Linked DNA regions of Homo sapiens: region 2 is linked to region 1. Evidence: chromatin contacts called from ENCODE Hi-C or POLR2A ChIA-PET data. All regions are on one chromosome and are shown on one strand. The core of a region is the stretch at or near the end of the contact, and the rest is flanking DNA. Distances in the headings are between cores, read along the strand shown. Region 1 overlaps KIF1B (kinesin family member 1B). Region 2 overlaps KIF1B (kinesin family member 1B).

Region 1 (4,674 bases), core at 193-2,692:
TGGTAGTGAGCATAGAACTGCAACAGTTATATTCTGAGTCAAAGTTGGGGCTTTTTACGGCATAATTATGGAATTTTTATTTACTGGTAGAGAGGAGACGAGAGGCTTTTTCAGTGGGCCTGGGACAGTGGCTGCTCTTGACTTTGTGTGAAGGGAAATGCCAAGGATGCTTCTGGTGGACTTCAGGGGACCCCAGGGTTTGGCCGTGGGCCGTGATGGCAGCAGGCGGTGGGATGCTTGTAGCTCCTCACAGCAGGATTCCTGCCCACTGTTTTTTCTCTGTTGGGAGGGAAGCTCTTTTCTAGGAGTGTCTCAGTTCTGCTTTTGGCATTAGTGATGGTGGTGGTACAGTTGGAATTAGTGCCATGTCATACACAAATGTTCCACAAGGCGGGAGTGTTTCACTTTCTGGTGATAAACTTGATGGTCATTGTTATGATTAAGATAATGCCGGGCAGGCCGGGCACAGTGGCTCACGCCTGTAATCCAAGCACTTGGGGAGGCCGAGGCGGGCAGATCACGAGATCAGGAGTTCAAGACCAGCCTGGCCAATATGATGAAACCCCGTCTCTACTAAAAATACAAAATTAGTCGGGTATGGTGGCACATGCCTGTAATTCCAGCTGCTTGGGAGCCTGAGGCAGGAGAACTGCTTGAACCCAGGAGGCAGAGGTTGCAGTGAGCCAAGATCGCGCTATTGCACTCCAGCCTGGGTGACAGAGCAAGACTCTGCCTCAGAAAAAAAAAAAAATAATAATGCTGGGTAGTGACCTTGTGATTGTTACAGCTCCCTTTGATCAAAGAAATATAGCTTTCAGGCATAAACCTGGAAGTCTCCCTCTGAATCCAGCAGTTGTTTTCATTGATGCTTGTCAGGTTGAAGATGCTTTCAGTGATGCTCTCTATACTCATAAATAAGCAAATGTGGCAGGCTTTGCTTTCTGGATCCCAGGATTAAAACTAACCGTGACCACTACTCCAAACAAAACACAATATGCCTAGGGGCACGGATGAACGTCCAGGGAGCCCGGGCCCCAGGCTTTGTTGCGTGTTCCCTGCTCCTCTCCATCTGGTGTGGAAACACTGCCCAGGGAGAAAGGAGGAAGCTCACTGTGGACAGTCTTCTTTCCTTCTGACAGACCAGGTCATCTGGCTTCCGAGATCATCAGAGAAGATAAGTCTGTCTCTTTCAGCTGCCAGTAAGTTTTCCAGGATGAGAGGGGAAAAAGAAAGCCTCCAGTGACTTCAGTTGCTTTGCCAGTTGTCTTGGGATTGTTTTACACCATCCTTTACTTCCCTTGCTCAGACCTCTCTGTTTCACCATTGCTCAGGCATTCAGGAAAGTATCTGCTCACTCCCACTTGGTGAGTCCTCGGCCTTGAGGTTGCTGACTCTCAGGCGTTAGGCAGCTGGATGACTTCCCGCTTCACGCAGCAAAGGCCAGGGGCTTGCGCGCCTCTGCAGAGTTGTTGCTAGGGAGACTTGTGTCATCATCCACAACCTTGTTTCTCACTTCCTGGTTGGGCTCATCTCTGAAGAACAGGTCTCCCAGCTTCGCTCCTTATCACTGCATTGTGAAGAGGAGGAAAAGTGAATCACGGAGAGAGAAAGGAAAGGATAGAATCACAGGCTGCGTCTGCACCTGAAAAGTGACCCGCGGAAACTCTATGGCGGATTTTTTTTTTAACTTTCTTCTTCCTGTTAAAACATAGGTCACTAACTGTGATGTTATTTGTTTTCTAAGTGGTATGTGAGATTTTCTAATGTAGTTAGAAGTTTCATTGTCTGATGGACACAATATGCCCTTCCGGTTCTATTCAAACCAGCAGGATCTGTCGGTGCTTAGAGATGGCTGCCTGGACTGGAATCAAATCTAATTTCAGGGAAATGAAGATGGAATTTGAAGGTCACTTTTAAAATTAAGTCATTGATGCTGCTGTTACAGAGTGTGACAGAGGATCCATGTCTGTGACACAGGACGGTGGGAAGCCTGAGAGAGAGTGAAATTATGTGATACACTGAAATGACTTTTGTTTTTCTTCTAACTCATACAAAACTGGTTTGGAAAGTCTTTGCTTTGGAAGCGTCAGACATTAGAACAGGCCAAACTGGACTGTCTGTTCATAGCGTGCCTGAATAAGAAGGCCTCTTAGGGAGCCAGAGGGAGCAGAGTGGTCGTGTCCTGCGTGCTCTTCACCCTCTGGGGCGCCCCTGCTGCGGCTGGCAGGTGCAGACAGCCTTTGCTGGTCCCCAGCACGTCCAGGGTGGGTGCTCCCTTGCCCGACAGAACCATCCCCACTGTGAGGCTGTGAGAGATTTGTGGCAGGAACTGTTTATGAGGCTCTAGTTGTTGCTGTTGTGGCGGGAAAGTTAAGAAACATAGCCCTTAAGGAAACCACCTTTATGTATTTTCTTAAAGCACGCCTTTAAATAAGCAAAAACTTTAAAAGGCAGGAAAGAGAATTCTTAGGCAAATTCAGAGAAATAAGTGCTAGTTAATACTAATCACCTCCTCCTCTGTCTCTCATCCTCCTTTCTCCCATCAAAGCAAAATATGGCCTCACCACCAGCCCCAAATCAGTGCTCAGACCCTCTCTGTGTCTGTGTGCCCTCCTGGGAGTCAGTCAGCGCTCAGGCCAGGACTGTGCAGGGCCAGCCAGCCCATGCGCTAGTCAGGAGCACAGGCAAGGGGTGCTTGTGGCAGTGGCCGGGCACCTGAGCCCCAGCTCGTTGTTAAACGTGCTGACGGCAAGGGGCAATGGAGTGAGTTTCCCAACTAAGAAACCACTATTATATATTTTTTCCCTTCAGTCACATAGACTTCAGACAACTCTCCTATTTTTTATGGATTTTTCAGCTCATTTCAGATGAAGGAACTAAGTCATTGTGAACTGTCTCTTGAGATCTAAAAACAAGATGACTTTTCCTGGCACATATTCCAAAGCAAAGACTTTGTTGCCTGCTGCTTATTGTCTAATTTACAGGGATATTTAATTTTGTCAGGTCTATGTATATTTATCCAGCTATACTTACTTGCACAGTGGATTGGAGAGAAAGGATTCTCCAGTGTGCACACTCATCGGTACTCTTTCTGCATTTCCCTCGTGCTGTGTCCCGCTCGGGTTCCAATGGACAGTATCAGGGCTTGTTTGACTTAGGTCTTTCAGTTTTCCTTTCGGTTCCCTTTTAAAAATGTGATTGTTAACCTGCCTCTTGAAAGATTCAACCGGGTGTGGTGGCTCACGCCTGTAATCCCAGCACATTGGGAGGCCAAGGCAGGTGGATCACCTGAGGTCAGAAGTTTGAGACCAGCCTGGCCAACATGGTGAAACCCCGTCTCTACTAAAAATACAAAAAGTAGCCAGGCGTGGTGGCGTGTGCCTGTAGTCCCAGCTACTTGGGAGGCTGAGGCAGGAGAATAGCTTGAACCTGGGAGGTGGAGGCTGCAGTGAGTTGAGACTGCACCATTGCACTCCAGCCTGGGTGACAAAGCAGGACTCCGTCTCAAAAAAAAAGAAAAGATTCATGATGCTGCTGCTCCCAGAAGGTTTGCTGGATGTGTTTACATAGGACTCTAACTTGTGTGCACTACAGTTGTTCACCAGGGCCAGTGATTCACCCCAGTGTGTGGCCAGACCATGACTGTGTAGCAGGAATGTTTTAATTTGTGCTTCCTTAGTAAATTGAAATATCAGCTGAGAGATTATTTGCTGCTGTTATTCAAAAGGCCATTTATGAAGTTAGTATTTGAGCCCCATAAGATCTTTAAAAAGCCTCCAATCATTTAAAGGAAGAAATCAGAGTTGCTATAAAATTCAGTAAAAAGCTCATAGCCAAACGGCTGTGCTCAGATGGAAAGTCTGAGCTGAGGTTGGTCTCTTGCCAAACCGTGGCTGTTGTGTGTTGTTCTTCATGTCTTCGAGTTCATTTTTTTTCATTCTGCCTATTCTGGCATCAGCTCACTTGAGGAGTCCCTCAGCCTTCTTGTATTTAAGGCATCGTCTTAGACTTTGTGGCTCTAAAGTACCTGTCTGTTGAGATTTCAAGTCTCTTGTCACCATCCTCACACATGACAACAAAACCCATAATGCATAAGTGGCCTTTTTGAACCAAGACTTTGCAAACTGATCTCTCCCCCGTGAAGGAGTTGAGCACATTAGCAACAATGTACATTAATTTTGGATTTTCATTTTCATGTTTTATTTTGTAAATATTATCTGATGTTTGGAGCTTGAGTATACAGACTGTAAATATAGTTCTTGTATTTGTACTAATTCTGATTCTTTTGCTGTATAGCCTTAGATGTGCAATGCAGACACTATCTAACTGTGTGTGGTAACCTTGCGTCACGGAGCTGTTAGTGAACGAGGTAAAAATAATAAAGGTACAGCCAGTGCATCAGAAGGTTCTCGATGTGCATTTATTCTTGCACCCCTTGAAAGGTAATTGCACAAAGATTTCTTTTCTTGATTTGCAAAGATAATACCTTTCTAAGACAGAAGTCACGATATCATCGCTTAAGTATTCCTTTCTGATATTCAAAATCGTGGTTTTTATATAACCAAGAAAGCTAATATGGTGCTGTTTCTTTGAAAGTACTTTTCTCCCAAAGATGTAAGTGGTTATTTTAGCTAGAAGATTTGTTGTTTTTCTCCTGAAGCCTCCTTGTATGCC
Region 2 (4,596 bases), core at 2,062-4,561, 39 kb before region 1:
TGGAATTCGACAGTCAGGAACAGCTAAAATATCTTTTGATAATGAATACTTTAATCAGGTGAGAAACCGTCAGGAAGAAGGAAAACCCTGTGGAAAGAGAAAGAATGTTCAGCATTGGAGATCAGTTCTCCTGTAAAACTGAAAAATACAGGGTGCTGGTTGCCACAGAGTAGTTCAATAGAATATGGGACATGTCTAACAATTATGAAGGTAAAGGTGTATAGACTCAATATTCATATTTTATTCATTGCCTTTCCTCAGACAGCCCTCAGTCCATATAATTTTCCAGTCACTATTATTTGTTGGACAGATAAACAGAAGTAAGGCAACTGGGGAAAAATACGTTTTTATACTACTTTACCATGTATCTGCCCCTGCCTTTTTTTCAGAGTGACTTTTCGTCTGTTGCAATGACTCGTTCTGGTCTGTCCTTGGAGGAGTTGAGGATTGTGGAAGGACAGGGTCAGAGTTCTGAGGTCATCACTCCTCCAGAAGAAATCAGTCGAATTAATGACTTGGGTATGTAGACATAGTTTACTGTGCTTGGGGACATTTTCGACAAAGGGAAAATATTGACCATTATCAAGGGACATAGTGGCCTTCATCAACTAGGAATGGAAAGCATGCCCAACTCCCTCCTCTTTGCATTATTTGAACCATCTGTGTCTTCATTTGACCCTCTTTAGATTTGAAGTCAAGCACTTTGCTGGATGGTAAGATGGTAATGGAAGGGTTTTCTGAAGAGATTGGCAACCACCTGAAACTGGGCAGTGCCTTCACTTTCCGAGTAACAGTGTTGCAGGCCAGTGGAATCCTCCCAGAGTATGCAGATATCTTCTGTCAGTTCAAGTAAGCTGCCCCTTTGCTCTGCCTCCCAGCTAGCTGCTAACCGAGGTGACATCTCTTGTGCACTGTAGAGTGCTTTACATGTGTGAGGGATTAACACTCTTGAGACAAAGACTGATCAGTCTCTGAAGGAAAATACTTTCATCACTCCTATGGGAGTGAGAACCAGAAACCTGTCCTGGAATGCAACAGGGTTCCCTGGCAGGAGGAGCATGCTGCACATCCTGCTGCAGGGCTCTGCTGTGAGCGGTCCCCCTTTACCAGGAATGTAGGGTCTGATCACATAAGCCTGTTGATGAGTCTTTCTAGTCCTCTTCATGTTGAAATGTCTTATTAATAAGCCTGAAAGCAATGACTTATCTAGCTAGCAATTACGCCTATTTAATACTCGGGAAAAGGAAAATTTAAACAATGTAAAGAAGGATAAATTCTACATCAACTGAAAAAAGCTAGTATGTAGGGAAGATGTGATACCTCTCATTTCTCATCTACATAGGACTTGCTCTTTCCCGCGGCCCTCTCAAACCCTGTGCTCTGGATGCTTTCTTCTCAAGACTGCCCCAGGAAAACATTTTTTTGTGAATCTTCAGTTTTAATACCTCCAAACTTCAATTTGTCTTTTCAGTACTTGGAAAGGGCCACAGTACAAGAGACTGAAGTGTGACCCCTCCATACCTACCGCCCTCAGTTTGCCACTGGTGCCACCAAGAGGCTGCTTTGGGTTCTGCCATCCCTCTCCCCTCAGAATGTGCCTTGGCCGTCCCATGGGTCCTAGTGCAGTTTATAAAGCTTTTGTATAGGTTTTATCACAGAAAATTGAGTCAAATGTGATTTAAATTAAATGTGATCACTATATAGTAAGCCACTAATATCATTTGCTACAAGTCATAGTTGTTGGAATATTACCCATTGAGCATTGATTTCACCTATTTAATGTGTTTTCACTCATACCCTCAAACTTAGGGCAGGATAGTGTTCACCAGATGAATCTGTTTTTTGGAACTGTTGCTATTATTCTAATCAGGCAACTGATACGTTTTATGGAAAACATCTATTTGGTTAACTGATGTCTGAAGTGACAATAATAGTGAGTTGACCTTTGTCCTACAATCTCCTAAAAAGAGCAGCATCTCTACCTGGTGTTAGCTCTGGGGAAAAGGGCATGTTGCTTCTGTTGAAAGCAGCCTCAAAGGCGTCCTGTGTTTTTATAGTCGCTCCTCTGGCCTGTGCCGGGAAGGTATGGCTGCAGAGCACTGTGAATGAGTTCACCTGTCGTCAGGGAACCCCAGGAATGCTGCGGTGCCAGCAATACAGGAATCAGGGATTTGGAGCACTTGGCAAAAGCATGCTAGTGTTCTCAGACGGGTGAACTAATTTGGAAGACAACAAGTTCATATTACCAGTCTGTCTGTCCCCCCAGTTGAAAATAGTTTCTTTTTCTCCATTTTTTCTTGATGGAAGGGGTGTCCTTCTGATGGATTTTTCTATCTGGCAGTAAATCTTTGTGTTGGGTCCTCTTTAACTGTGCAGTTCTTTTTATTTCAGACTAATAATAGGGAGAGAGAGAGAGAGAACGATAACATCTCACTATCTGTGAAAATAACTAAATATAGCCCATTGTTTTAACAAATCTTTCCAGAGTATCTTCTGTGTGTCGAGACCTGTGGGAAAACGCTTGCTGTCTGGGGGAGAGAGGCATATAAATACATTATTACAGTGAAATCATTGCTATTAAGGAAAAAAACATTACTAGTAATGTGGGAACACAAAGCTGCCAGGGTAAGTCAGGAAAGACTGCCTGGAAGAGGTGACATTTGAATCCACAACAGACTCTTATGTAACTATGCCATCCACAGGCTCTCGCACTAACTGTGGAAGCTTGAGTCTGCTAAATTTTGTCTGTACAAAATGACATTGTTTTTATTTTTAGTAAAAAGCTTTTACAAAGGAAGAGGAGTTAATTGAATGTACTTCTTCACTCTCTCTAAAGCATTCTTGCATATACCTCCATATAGCTAAGTGATCAGGGTCAGTTAATTTTTCAGTCATTTTTGAAATAAAATCTAAAATGCCCTCTGTGCAATATGGAAAAGGTTCTTGACAAGGAAAGTAAATAACTTAAAGAATCTGCTTAAGTGGAATGCTTCTTTCTGTAGGATCCACATTGGGCTCTTGAAAGAGATTCTGATAAAACCGTTTAATGCATTGTTCACGAGTCTTTTTATTTTTTTTATGAAGCTTTTTGCATCGCCATGATGAAGCATTCTCCACGGAGCCCCTCAAAAACAATGGCAGAGGAAGTCCCCTGGCCTTTTATCATGTGCAGAATGTAAGTGACATGGACCTTTTTGCCAAACATATGTTTTTCTGGTACCTTGGCTTTCTCAGCCCGGGAAGGGTGATAAGAAGAGGTACAAGTCACTGGCTGTGCAGGGGGAGAGTAGACAATAGAGGGCGTGGCTAGAGTGGTGAGGTCATCCACAGCGGCCTGAGCAGCAAGCCTTCTTGTCTGTGTTACAGTGGGCCTAGTGAATGTGGGTTCGTCTGCCAATAAAATCTTCCATCAGTTTGAATGCAATGAGTTGTTTTAGTGTTTCTGTCCTAGAAAAATAAGCATGCTTAATAAGAGTTTTATTAAAGTGAATGCATTGTCCTTTAAACCCTAAGATACTTATGTTGCTCGATTGCAAATAACATAAAAAATATCAAATACCTTCTGTAGCTAAATTAAGATTTAGATCTGTTTTCCTTGCAACTGATAGTATAATTAACACATTAATGCCCTTTACAACTGTATTCCTACGTGGAGTAAGAAAACAGACCCTTCCCTCTCTTACGTGAAATTTCATTCAAACTCTATTCCAAAGTCATTATCCTCATCACAATAGCTAATATTCACTGAGAGTTTATTTTGTGTTAGTCACTGTTCTGAGAGTTTTTGTGTAATTTAATCTTTACCTTTATACCATAGATTAAGATAATCCCTGTGTTAGCTGAGATGACTGAAGCATAGAGCAATTAAAGTCACTCATCAGGCTGGGCGCAGTGGCTCATACCTGTCCCGGCACTCTGGGAGGCCGAGGCAGGTGGATCACTTGAGGTCAGGAGTTTGTGACCAGCCTGGCCAACATGGTGAAATCCCATCTGAGACACGAGAATTGCTTGAACCCAGGATGGGGGGGTTGCAGTGAGTTGAGATTGTGCCACTGCACTCCAGCCTGGGCAAGAAAGCGAGACTCCCATCTCAAAAAAAATAAAAAAGTAATAATAAAAATAAAGTTACTCATCAGTGTTACAAGAGGCAGAGATAGGACTTAAGCTCAGAGAAATTTAGCTCTGGTATTCAGGATATTCACTACTACATGAAACTGTCTCTCATTCTCTTGCTAACCATGTCTGCTCTCTAAAGTAAGAGAGGAAAGGAGAACTTCAAAGATGGAACAAGCAAACACAAAATATGCCATCTTCTTTTTCATGTTGGTATAAATATAAGCAAGCATGTATCTGATAAACTTTGATCAGCTGCTGTGCACAAGGATTGTGCCTGACAACTGGGGAATGCAGATGAATCTCAGATGCTCCCAGTGAGCTTCGAATTACGATAGGGGAAATAAAATGCATACATAAACACCAGTCATGCAAAGATGAACATGAGAAAATATTCACTAAATGCAGTGGGAGTGGAGAAAGGGAAAGTTATTTCTATTAATGGAAAGCTATTTTAAGTTACTTTTTGTTGGGGAGGATAGT

The links. A loop is a pair of places that touch in the nucleus more often than their neighbours do. ChIA-PET counts read pairs that join two places held with the same protein, here RNA polymerase II (POLR2A). Pooled maps may share reads with other maps.
Region 2: a map of dorsolateral prefrontal cortex shows a loop between it and region 1 (2.7-fold over the local background). The contact joins two enhancer-like sites. A Hi-C loop is called at or near these places in 2 of 168 maps with a recorded cell type or tissue (dorsolateral prefrontal cortex and endothelial cell of hepatic sinusoid) and 2 of 50 pooled maps. POLR2A ChIA-PET finds 5 or more read pairs at or near these places in 7 of 52 experiments (CD4-positive, alpha-beta T cell, H1, K562 and 4 more).

The regions. Positions count from the first base shown.
Region 1 is chr1:10,377,200-10,381,873 of GRCh38, forward strand. KIF1B (kinesin family member 1B) reads left to right here. Exons shown (of 49, transcript NM_001365951.3): 49 at 1-4,404. Among named protein-coding and RNA genes, the nearest start is that of PGD, 20 kb to the right of the region's middle. RefSeq lists a silencer at 368-467 and an enhancer at 515-1,015. Within about 2 kb of position 1,443, at least 17 of the 41 ENCODE cell types and tissues checked have a DNase peak (open chromatin) inside an H3K27ac peak, as active enhancers do; they include dorsolateral prefrontal cortex, where a contact is called at or near this core.
Region 2 is chr1:10,336,685-10,341,280 of GRCh38, forward strand. It overlaps KIF1B (kinesin family member 1B), which reads left to right. Exons shown (of 49, transcript NM_001365951.3): 29 at 1-58; 30 at 390-519; 31 at 687-849; 32 at 3,085-3,175. Among named protein-coding and RNA genes, the nearest start is that of PGD, 60 kb to the right of the region's middle. Within about 2 kb of position 3,312, at least 7 of the 41 ENCODE cell types and tissues checked have a DNase peak (open chromatin) inside an H3K27ac peak, as active enhancers do; they include dorsolateral prefrontal cortex, where a contact is called at or near this core.